Linked DNA regions of Mus musculus: region 1 is linked to region 2. Evidence: chromatin contacts called from ENCODE Hi-C or POLR2A ChIA-PET data. All regions are on one chromosome and are shown on one strand. The core of a region is the stretch at or near the end of the contact, and the rest is flanking DNA. Distances in the headings are between cores, read along the strand shown.

Region 1 (5,955 bases), core at 1,100-3,599, 35 kb after region 2:
TATCTTTGTTATTCTTTAATTAGTAATCTAATTAGTTTAGTGTGAAGATGTTTGTGTGCTTCTTAGGGGTCAGAGGACAAACTTGTGGGAGTCAGCTCTCTCCTGCCACCATGCCGGTCTCAGAGATCAAACTCAGGTCATCAGGCCTGGTGGCAAGTGTCTCTACCCCTTGAGTCACCTCACTGACTTTTCCTTGTTATTGTTTATATACAGTGGCCAGCATAATGCACAACTTATATGACATAGTTTTATGTGGCGCTTGTAGGGATTTGCGGGCCCTTTGAAGCCCCACTGAGGCCAACCAGGTGGGATCCTAGCTCTGTGTTGTCAAGTTTGTGGGGTTTCACAGACCGTTTGAAGCTCCTCTGAGGTCCACCAGTTGGGATCGTGTTTCTGGGATGTAACCCCTTTCTGGGTTAATTGTATCCTGATGTATATCAAGGCTTCCCCATTGTAATTGGAGGTAGAAACTGACCTTGTGCTGCGACAGCTGAGCTCAGCTGAGGTTGGCCTGCTGATGGCTGCTGCCTTGTAAGACAGATAAGAGAGAAGCAAGTGACTCTGTAGGGTTGCTCAAGATAAAAAACATGTCTGTGCCAAAAGCACTGCCTTTGTGCTGGTGGTTTCCTGACGTTTGGTGGGAAGGGGGAAGGGGAGGGTCTAAAATGCTTTATGACAAATTTAAATCCCTCAGTTGAAACAAACTAGAATGAAGGGAAGGGATCCCTCTGTGATGGATAAGCTCAGTTCATTAGATACTTGCACACGTCCCTGTCATCTTGGAAAAGGCAATACAAGCACAGTGAGTTGTGTGTGTGCACGAGTGTGTATGTGTGTGCACATATATGTATGAATATATGTGTGTGGTATGTGTGTTTGAGTATATATGTATGTTGTATGAGTACAGGTATATGCGTATAGTGTATATGTGCACATATGTTTATATGTGTGTGTATACATACGTATATATATACACACATATGTATATATACACATATATATGTGTGCATGATTATATTTGTACATATGTGTATATATATGTGTGTGTGGGATGGTGTGTGCATTTGTATGTGTTGTATGAATGTATATTCATGGGTATATATGTCTGTGTAATGTATGTATATATGTTTGTACATATATGTATATGGTGTGTATATATGTATTGTGTGAGTGTATGTGAGTATATATGCATATATGTATATACAGATGGTGCATGTGTGTGTGTGTGCATGGATGTGTGTTTGTCTGAATTCAATGAAAATTTTGCATCTGAAATCCAAGAGCATTCCCTCTGGAACACCTTGCTTGAATCAGCCTGGCAGCTAATCAGAAAGCTACCAGGCTAGGCCTCTGCTTTCATATTATTTAATTAGATGAGTTATAGTTTCTCTGACAGATCTGGTGCAGCCTTTGTGTTCCTGGGAGGAGCGGTGTATAACTTGTGGTCCCAGAGAACAGTGCACCCTGGCTTCACTTGCAGCTTAGCAGCTCTGGCTTCCATCAACATAAACAGGAGTTGCTGATGGCAGAAGAGGAGGCCCCTTTGGTGTGTGCTGATGCTCCTTCTAGTCACAGTAAGGAGGAGGAGCCCCCTGCTCCCTCCCTGTGCTCAGGAGTAACTGGAGACTTCTTCAAGTAGAAGGGCATCATGTTTCCTTGAAGAAAACCAAAGCCTGCAGTAAACTGAGCTGAGAAGGGCTAGGACCTTGCTGCTGAGCTGAGAAGGGCGAGGACCTTGCTGCTGGTTATAAAGAGCTATGGCAGAAGCAGCTGAAGGGATTCATCGTCCCCAGAGCTGCTGGACATTACTCTAGAATGTATGGAGCACATACAGAACTTACAGAACATTTCTGAGTATAGAGAAATAGCCAAGTTCTGTTTTCCCAGAATCTCTTATGTCCCCTGTCCATTTGGCTGTGTCCTTATCCACTCTGTCGTATCTTGAGGTGCTTCCTCTGACCTAGTGGGTCAGTTCTCAGGCCAACCTGACTTGCTTGCTCCCAGCACCCTCTGCCTGCTAGGGTACTGTGCAGAGCCAGGGCTTGCAGGCATACTTGCAGAGGGGCCATCCCTCGTGAGTCACGTAGGAGCTGCTGGAGAAAGCAGATAAGTGGCAGCTACTCTGTGAGTTGGGTTGTGGAGTCGGAATGCGCAGGGGAGGGCTGAGGAGTTGATCTTTCCAGCATAGGTTTAGGAAGGGATCGTGTTGACTGCACTTCTACTATTTCCCCTGCTAACAAATTATTAAGGTAAATTTCCACTGGGGGAAATGGACAGTAACTGAGCATGTCCCACATCACACGTTCTTTTTGAAAGTTCTGCGGAAGTCTGGGCAGTGAGCCGAGAACGTTCATGCACATTTAATTTGTTCCCCTGTCGGTTGGAGGTCTGGGTGGAACCTCTCTGGATTGACCACGCCTCACTCTCTGTTTTTTTTTTTTTTTTTTTTTCTGCCTTCTAGGAGGTTAATCTAATTCCTTTTCATTTTCTCCATTTCTCTTTTATATGCTTCGTGTCCCTCTGCTCCCTGGAATGGTGTCCTCAGAAAAGAGAGAGATTATTCATTCTGTCTTATGCACCTTAGTATGAAGGACACTGTGAAACGTAGCTGTTGATACTCCCTGGGGAGTTATTGCTGTCTGTGAACGAGAAGACCTGGCCTTCTCTGCATGGAGGCAGAAACCAGCACTCACATGAACGTCAGCATGGAGCCCTGTGTGCCGCTTCATTGTGCATCACTGTGAGCCTGAGCACAGAACAGCGGATGCAGAAGCACCATAAGTACCACTGTCCTGGGAGAGATGGGGTCTTGCGGATTCAGCTTGCTACTTACTCATGCTCTCTGGCTTTGGGGGTGCCAGCTCACTGGGCTTTTTAAAATGAGAAAGCTGTGTTAGATGGTCTTTAGTTGCTGTGTACAATTGAGAGTCCAAGGGTCAAGTTGAGCCCTATGGAAACAGGCTGTGTAGACAGAAGATAGATACCTAGCAGTGGGTGACCTTAGAGTACCAAGGCTGCCCCAGAAAGGTCTTTCAGAGCCTAGCAGACAAAGAAAAATTAAAGGTTGTATACATTTAGAGTGGATGCTAGACTTTTCCCACTGGAGATTGTATGCCTTGTCTGGGGCTATACTGTGATGAGAAATATTCAAAGTTTGTGTGGGTGAACCCAAGCCACAGGTAGAGGTGAATTATCTTATCCATGAGGAGTAAAGATGCCTGTTCAACTCTAGGCAGGTATGGAGGAGAAGATACCAGTGTTCTTAGGCCTGGCCAGCCAGTTTTCAGACCAACAGAGAGGATCAGTCTCTGGGGGGCACTGATCGAGTGTAGGGAAATGGTGAAACACTGCCCAGGGTCCTGATGAACCAGGGAGGCAATCCTAGATCAGTGGTTCTCAACCTGTGGTGGCTTGAGCAGTCTTGTCACAGGGGTCACTAAGACCACCTGTATATCAGATATTTACATTACGATTCATAACAGTAGCAAAATTACAGCTGTGAAGTGGCAACAGAACTAATTGTGTGGTTGGGGGGTCAGCACAACACTAGGAACTGTTAAAGGGTCACAGCATTAGGAAGGCTGAGAAGCACTGTCCTAGGCTGGGCTGTCTGTGAGGTTTTCAGTTCTCACTATGCATTGCCACCTGGGTTTTTGACTTAACATTTATTAGTAAGTCTAAATTTTACTCACACTTGCTTTTTGAATGACGTGTGTGCGTGTGTATGTGTGTGCGTGTGTCTGTGTGTGTCTGTGTGTCTGTGTATAAATGGGAGAGCACTGACATTCCGTGTCTAGATTACTTGAGGTGTAGCAAGCATGGACTGCAAACTTGAGCAGTCCTGTTGGAGGAGGTGAACGTAGCCTCACCCAAAGTACTGCTCGTGCCTCACTGACTTATGCTTCTGTTGAATATGGCGCTTGGGGCGATCTTGCCAGTCTCATTACATCTTCAGGGCCAGGGCACATAGAGATTCCAGATGACACTATTATGAGGCCTTATTTGCTAACCAGAACTCTGTGGTAGAACAAAAATAATGAGCTATTTCCAAGATTCTTGGAGAAAATGAAGGGCCCAGACTATGACCTGGATGGTTTTGATTCTGACCTGAGATGATGCGGTGACCTCATCGAGTGACCCCTTTGGCCAGGGGTGATCTGACTTCAGTTCCTGGCTTTCGTCTGTGGCCACTTGTAATTCAGTGACAGCTCTCTTGATCACCATTGTTGTGGTGATTTCTGAGGGACATTCTGAGACAAGAAACTCCCTTGTTTGTGGATGTTAGCTTTGGAAATGACAAGAAAGCCTCTGTTGCAAAACAGTACACACTGTCTAACGCGAGGTGGGTGGAAAGTAAAATACTGCCCTGAAGGAGGATACACTGTCTAACGCGAGGTGGGTGGAAAGTAAAAATACTGCCCTGAAGGAGGATACACTGTCTAACGTGAGGTGGGTGGAAAGTAAAATACTGCCCTGAAGGAGGATACACTGTCTAACGCGAGGTGGGTGGAAAGTAAAATACTGCCCTGAAGGAGGATACACTGTCTAACGTGAGGTGGGTGGAAAGTAAAATACTGCCCTGAAGGAGGATACACTGTCTAACGTGAGGTGGGTGGAAAGTAAAATACTGCCCTGAAGGAGGATACACTGTCTAACGTGAGGTGGGTGGAAAGTAAAAATACTGCCCTGAAGGAGGATACACTGTCTAACGTGAGGTGGGTGGAAAGTAAAAATACTGCCCTGAAGGAGGATACACTGTCTAACGTGAGGTGGGTGGAAAGTAAAATACTGCCCTGAAGGAGGATACACTGTCTAACGTGAGGTGGGTGGAAAATAAAATACTGCCCTGAAGGAGGATACACTGTCTAACGTGAGGTGGGTGGAAAATAAAAATACTGCCCTGAAGGAGGATACACTGTCTAACGCGAGGTGGGTGGAAAGTAAAATACTGCCCTGAAGGAGGATACACTGTCTAACGTGAGGTGGGTGGAAAGTAAAAATACTGCCCTGAAGGAGGATACACTGTCTAACGTGAGGTGGGTGGAAAGTAAAAATACTGCCCTGAAGGAGGATACACTGTCTAACGTGAGGTGGGTGGAAAGTAAAATACTGCCCTGAAGGAGGATACACTGTCTAACGTGAGGTGGGTGGAAAGTAAAAATACTGCCCTGAAGGAGGATACACTGTCTAACGCGAGGTGGGTGGAAAGTAAAAATACTGCCCTGAAGGAGGATACACTGTCTAACGCGAGGTGGGTGGAAAATAAAAATACTGCCCTGAAGGAGGATACACTGTCTAACGTGAGGTGGGTGGAAAGTAAAAATACTGCCCTGAAGGAGGATACACTGTCTAACGTGAGGTGGGTGGAAAGTAAAATACTGCCCTGAAGGAGGAGGAAGTGTGAGCACTAATATTCGTTAGCGTGAGAGATCCCAGCGTGGCCTCCGTGGCTTTCATGGCTTCCGTGGCTTCTGTGGCTTTTGTGGCATTGGGTTCTAGACTTCTATACTGTGGCAATTTCATTAGGTAGAGTAAGAGGTCCCACAGTGGCTTCTGTGGCTTTATCAGGTTCCGTACTTGCATACTGTGGCAGTTACACAGATTGAAAGTTATGACTTGTGTGTTCTGTTACCAATTTCTTTCCCAGAACAGGGATGGCATGTCCTTCACCAGGCCCAGGGGGTGTGGTCTGGGAAGGCTTTTTGCCTTCTCTCTCATTTTAGGTCCTACATGAATCCAAAGCAGACATTTTACTCAAATGTAGAGCACATATTTAAGTCCCTTATTTCTTTTATGGGCTTAGACTTGTACAGCTGAAGAAGAAGCTCTTAGGGGACACAGACAGGGTCGGACAAACCGGAGAGTGCCTGTGATGGGTGGGCTTCTGCTTTTAGGTTTGCCAGGACTGATGGAAGAGACTCGGGTCCAGGCAATGCTGAGACTGAGGCCCAGCCA
Region 2 (5,862 bases), core at 1,350-3,849:
TTCACCAAGCAAGGAAGTGCTCATCAGATCACCAGAGTCCACTGGCCCTTCCCAAGTATAGTGCAACTTTCTGGAGAGAGAGAGAGAGAGAGAGAGAGAGAGAGAGAGAGAGAGAGAGAGAGAGAGAGAGAGAGAGAGAGAGAGAAGGAGGAGCAGAGGAGGAGAGGAAAGAGAGAGAAAGAGATGCTTAAACCATCTTTGCTTCCTCCTCTTCCTCCTCCTCTTCCTCCTCTACTTCTTCTTGGAAAGAGACACTTCTATATTTTTGAGATGATAATTGCAAAATTTATCTTTTCTCCTTCCTCCCTCCATACCTTCCTATATACTTCTCCCTGTTCTTCAAATTCATGACCTCTTTTTGAAACCTAATTGTTGTTACATGCATATATGTATATACATATATTCCTAAATATAGCCTATTTAACCCATACAATGGTACCTTGTGTGTATGCTGATGTTTCTTCATTGTTAGCAGCTTGCTCCCTGGTGGGGAAGGCCTCTACTGTGTTATGTGTCTCTTATCTTTTCCTCTTTACTGTGATTTAGGATCTTGTCCTGAGATCACAGATCACAGAAACCAATCTCTTATTGCTGACAGGTCCTATAGAAACTTAAAGATTTTTCCCTTCAGCTAATCAGATTAATAAAAACTGACATGAATGAATGAATGAATGAATGAATGAATGGATGAATGAATGAATGAATGTGGGGTCTAGGAGATAACAAGTGTGCAAAGACACTTGTCCCAAGCCTGACAACCCAAGCTTGGGGACAACCTTCGGGGCCACTTGGTAGAAGTTGTTCACCTGGTGACATGAGTGTCCTGCTGCAAAGAAATAAACAAGTGTGCTGAGTTTTCCTGGCCTGCTGTCCCACTTAAGGTTACTCTTGCTATGATGGAACACCATGCCTGAAAGCAACTTGAGGAGAGGACAGGAACCTGGGGGCAGGGGCTGATGCAGATGCCTTGAAGGGGTGTTGCTTACTAGCTTGCTCCTCATGGCTTGCTAGGTCTGCTTTCTTATAGAACCCAGGACCACCAGCCCGGGGTGGTCCCACCCACAATGGGCTGGCCCTCCACATAAATCACTAAATAAGAACATGCCCTACAGGTTTTCCTACAGCCTACTTCTTCTGGAGTCATTTGCTTTTCAGTTGAGTCTCCCGTCTCTCCAGCGAGTCTAGTTTGTGTCAAGTTGACATGAAACTAGCCAGTACACCTGCTAAGACCATTTATTAAAGCTGCAGTTTGAAGTATGCGATCTTTACCAAACCATACTTATAAAATACATGTGCCTTGAAGGCAGAGGGAGGGGTGGGAGGAAGTGGCAACAGAGAAGAGTTTAGTCACCCTGGAGACAGACAGAGCTTGCCTGGGAACAGGCAGTTTGAATAGGACTCTAGTCTTTTCAGTATCTTCCCTGTGATTTCTCCTGTTGAATGTCCTGAGCAATTCCTGTCTGTTGGTGTGGGAGCCATCTCATGACCCTCGGTCACTCTCAGATCACATGCTTTCCCTGATGCTGTGCAGGCCAGCTAATCTGCGAGGGAGATGACTTTAAGGTAGATGTTTTGGGGAGTAATTTAAAGACTTGTGTGACTTCTAGACAGCAGGAATTTGTGTATCTACAGACCTTTCCTCTCTCTGGGCATAACCTCTTCTTGTAGAAATGATTGTTCTCTTAGCAGGTCTGGTTTGGGACACACAGAGTCCATTAAGGACCCAGAGAGGACCAGGTTCCAGTTTGCCCATGTCACCTCTTGGGTAAATCTGCACTGCTCTTTAACACAGGACAGTTCATGGTGGAGGTCAGGACCTTCCTAGATGTCCAGACTTAAGAGGAAAAGCTAATATGTAACTTGGTTGTTGAAATTTTAACTGAGTTCTCTAAATTCCAAGATAGTAGTAGTGAGTAGCAAAGTCCTGTGCATCATACTCTGTACATAGGTGTACACACATGAACATTATCTTTATACATTGTGTACATAAGCATTTTACGAACTTGCAACAGAATACAACAGTCACAGCTGCATATGTTTATGTGCCCATATGCTACACATGCTGTGCACAATGTCACATTGTGTGAAGATTGTGGCTTCTTTTTTGAAGACCAAGAGTGTTCAATCTTTCAGCATCTCTAGTTGTTTGTGTTTTCAGGTTGACAGACGATCAATCATAACAAGAGACGCACACCACAGAATTCTGCAGTGCCCAAGGGCTAGCCCTGGGCACTTCCAGCTGCTTTCGAAGAATCCTGTGATGGGCCCCATGCCTGCATCGGAATGGTGCCAAACAAAGCTAACTTTTTGGAAAGTGGCACATCTGTGGGTTCTCTGATGGGCGAGTGCAGCTGGAAGGGCCACCTTCTGTCCTCAGGTTAAGCAGATCTGGGTCTGCTGCAAGCCGGGCTTTACATACCTCCATCTGCAGAAGGGTTTGGAAAAAAAGGTGAAGTAGTAGCAGCGGTGGAGTAGCAAGCAGTTGCGGGCTGCACGGAGGGCACGTGACTAGGGGCGGGGCCTCGTGTGGCGCCAGCCAGTGGCGGGGCTCGGGGGTGGGGCCTGAGCGCGCAGCTCCCGCGGCCCGGCTCGCTCTGCGGGAATGTGGGCTGGAGTGGTCCAGCTGCGGGGCCGAGGTGCAGCGAGCCACAGGGTCGATCCATAGCGCCATGGCCTGCATCCTCAAGGTAACAGCTCGGCGGTGGGCCGCATGCGAGCTCCGCCTGCTGGGTGCGCCGAGGCGTGGAGCCCGCCGCGGTCCCGCCGCATCCTCAGCCCGCCCGTCTCTTCCTGGCGTCGGCTTCCTTTTTGTTCCTTTGGCCAAGGCATCTGGGTGGGAGACTATGTAATGTGCGTTGGGCACAGACTCCTTGCCTGCACTGCTGCCGGCTGGCTCCTGTCTGGAAGGAGCTGGGCAGGGAGCGCGCGGCGGCGTGCCGAATGATGGGTATAGCAGGCGGAGCAGAGGGTGCTCCGAGACTTGGGTCAGGGCAGCCCGCGGCCTGTGGGGGGCCATGGGCTGAAAAGGAGTGGCCCAGCATGGGTGAGGGGCACAGCGTTTGAGAGGAGGAGGAGAGGGTGCAGAGAGCCCGCAGCCTTTGCTCCCGGGAACACATAAACTTCTAGGTCTACAGGTAGCCCTGTAGGGATGAGTTTTCTGGGGAACTAGCTCCAGGTGCCGGGACTTAAGTTGGAAAAGTTCATTAGATGGACATAGGTAGAATGTTGGACTTCCTTAGGCTCACATGTGAACAGACAGTATCTACCCAGAGTCCAGCCCTATTTTGCTGAGTTCTTTCAAGCCTTGGTACATTCCATGTTCTTAGTGACTCCTTAGCCACAGGCTTGAAGGCTTTGCGTGGACCTACTTGGTGAGGACCTTTTCTGGGAAGACTTGTTTCCAACTCACCGAGAAAGTTCACTCCCTAGCCTGTTCTGGTTTTTCCTCGCTGTCCTTATTCAGTTGCCCAGTCTGACTCCGTGGATCCAAACTTGAGCAGCATGAAGGTTTCCCATCCCGGAGAGAAAACTAAGGTGTTCGGTTTCCAGCCCCGAGAAGGTGCTGTGTGACCAAGGGCCACACAGAACAGTCTTGTGTGTCGTAGCACTTAATATAGTCTTGGGCTGCTGTTGAAGTTGTACCAGTCATCCTTCCCTCTCATGAAGCGAGGCAGCAGACCCTTATTGTGACTTTCCTGAGCTTGCCGTTTGTTTTGGAACACTTTCCACGCCTTTTCTTTTCTTTTTTTTTCCCCAAGGGTGGCAAAGTTAGGAGGAAATAATCCATTGGTATCACAGAATGCAACTTGAACTCACAGGAACTGGAACTAGGTCACCACATCGTCTCTATTTATTTGTGTCATTTGCTAAAAGGAAATCAAGGCGCCTGCCATGTCCTGTTGTTGGTCATGTCTTCCTCTATTGGTTTTTCCCCTGTCATGCATCTTCTGTCTGTGTGAGTGTGCTTGCTCTGGAGTGGTGCTGCTGATTGGACTTTTACAAATGCCAAGGTCCTGTCTGGTCACAGGGCTATATCCCCAGATCCCTCGAGGCATCTCTAGTGCAGATCCAAGGGCACACATAGATCTCACCTGTCATCCCTCACACAGAGGAGCCCCTCCTTACTTGCCTTCAAACCCTAACCATGAATCAAGATGAATAAAGATTAAGCAAATTCATCAGAATTCTGGCTCCGCCTCCGGTCACCTGTGTGGCCTTGGACAAGTTACACGACTCTGAATACTAAGTTGTTCAACATAAGATCAAAATAGTCACACAAAGTCTGTCAGGTTGCTACGGAGATGGGGCAAGAAGGACTTAGGGATACAGGTGTGTAAAGCCACTGCTTTCCTGATGTTTAGTAATGATGAGTTAGTTACATCATTCTGAACCCCCAGTCTTTCCATAGGATATAACTTTGGCTCCCTCGTAAGCCCTGAAGGGCCACAGTGCTTGTTTGCAACTCCACTTTTAAGGGAAAGAGTCTTGAGTTTCCTAAACTCCAAGTTAAGGACAGAGTGAACCTGGATTCCAGCCCCCCATCTTAAGCTGTCTTCACACTTTAAAACTGTTTTAGGGGTGACTCCGAGAGTCCTTATACTATTCAATCTCTGCCACCTATAAGCAATGGGGTGCATTTAAAAATTTTTTTTCCTTTTACTCTTTTAGTGGTGACTTTGTGCAACATGATGTTGTGGTCTGTAAATGTACTGGGTCACGTTCATGCCCAGATCACTTTCATGGCCGTTCTGGGCTACTGGTAGCCTGCTGCGTGCAGGCTGTACCTACTTGGTCCTAGATGGTCCCTGAGGATCCTGTAGCCTGTGCCATCTTTATAAAGCTACGCGTGGTGGAGTATGGGGCCCACGTTCTGAACAGAAGGTACGCATTCTGCACAAGCTCGGCCTTTGCATTTGATTTTGGCCGCTCTTCTTCCTAAGTGTGAGAAATGTGTATAATTACTATAATTGGTTTTAACAGTGTTGTAGCAAATAGAAAACGATAGACTTCTCATTGTTTTAACGAAATATATATATATATTTTTGCAAAGCCCTGAACCTAGTTAAGTATTGGAAACAGCCTGGCCCTATGATCAAACCTTCAGGGGGCAGATTAGTAGGGGAACAGCATATGTAGTATTTGTATTTTATCTGATATTCATGTCGTCTGTGAATGTACATATATGTATGCCTCCTGTGTATTTATGTATGTGTGCAACTTATATAGATAAATTATACATACACACACATATAACACACATAATTTATGTCTTCCGTGCGTGTTTGTCTGTATTTCTGTGTATGAAATACTCATAGAAGGGGTGTTCTGATTAGTTTTTTGTGAACTTGACACAAGCCAGGGTATCCCATTTGAGCCTCCCTTGAGAAAAAGCCTCCATTCGATTGGCCTTTAGGCAACTCTGTGAGACGTTTTCTCATTTGGTGTTTAATGTGGAAGGGCTTATCCCGTTGTGGATGGTGCTACCTCTGGGCAGATGATCCTAGGTGGTATAGGAAAGCAACCATGGGTAAGCAGGCCATGGATGAGCAAGCCAGAAAGCAGTATTCCCCAGTGACCCATTTAGTTCCTGCCTCCAGGTTCCTGCCTTGAATTCTTGCTCTGACTTCAATGACAGACTAGAAACTATAAAACGAAATCACTCCTTTCCTCCTTTAAGTTGCTTTTGGTCACAGTGTTTTATCACAGCAATAGAAAGAAAACTAAGATAAGGGGTTATTGGGTCTGAAGGTTAATATTCCATTTTACCAAAGAGTGACATATTATGAAAATTCGGTAAGACAGGAAAGGGGTTTGGGCTATATGTTCCGAGTGCCGGGAAATGGCAGGGAAAGCCATGAGGAG

Evidence for each region. Hi-C counts contacts between places; a loop is a spot of excess contacts on that map. ChIA-PET counts read pairs that join two places held with the same protein, here RNA polymerase II (POLR2A).
Region 1: a map of heart shows a loop between it and region 2 (2.0-fold over the local background). The contact joins the enhancer-like site here to the promoter of St6galnac3 in region 2. A Hi-C loop is called at or near these places in 4 of 37 maps with a recorded cell type or tissue (CH12.LX and heart). POLR2A ChIA-PET finds 5 or more read pairs at or near these places in 2 of 5 experiments (Patski and embryonic stem cell).

The regions. Positions count from the first base shown.
Region 1 is chr3:153,686,330-153,692,284 of GRCm38, reverse strand. All of the region lies in intron 1 of St6galnac3 (ST6 (alpha-N-acetyl-neuraminyl-2,3-beta-galactosyl-1,3)-N-acetylgalactosaminide alpha-2,6-sialyltransferase 3), which reads left to right. Among named protein-coding and RNA genes, the nearest start is that of St6galnac3, 36 kb to the left of the region's middle. Within about 2 kb of position 2,349, at least 1 of the 3 ENCODE cell types and tissues checked has a DNase peak (open chromatin) inside an H3K27ac peak, as active enhancers do; it is heart, where a contact is called at or near this core.
Region 2 is chr3:153,721,870-153,727,731 of GRCm38, reverse strand. It overlaps St6galnac3 (ST6 (alpha-N-acetyl-neuraminyl-2,3-beta-galactosyl-1,3)-N-acetylgalactosaminide alpha-2,6-sialyltransferase 3), which reads left to right and starts at 2,599. Exons shown (of 5, transcript NM_011372.2): 1 at 2,599-2,687. The coding sequence starts at 2,670.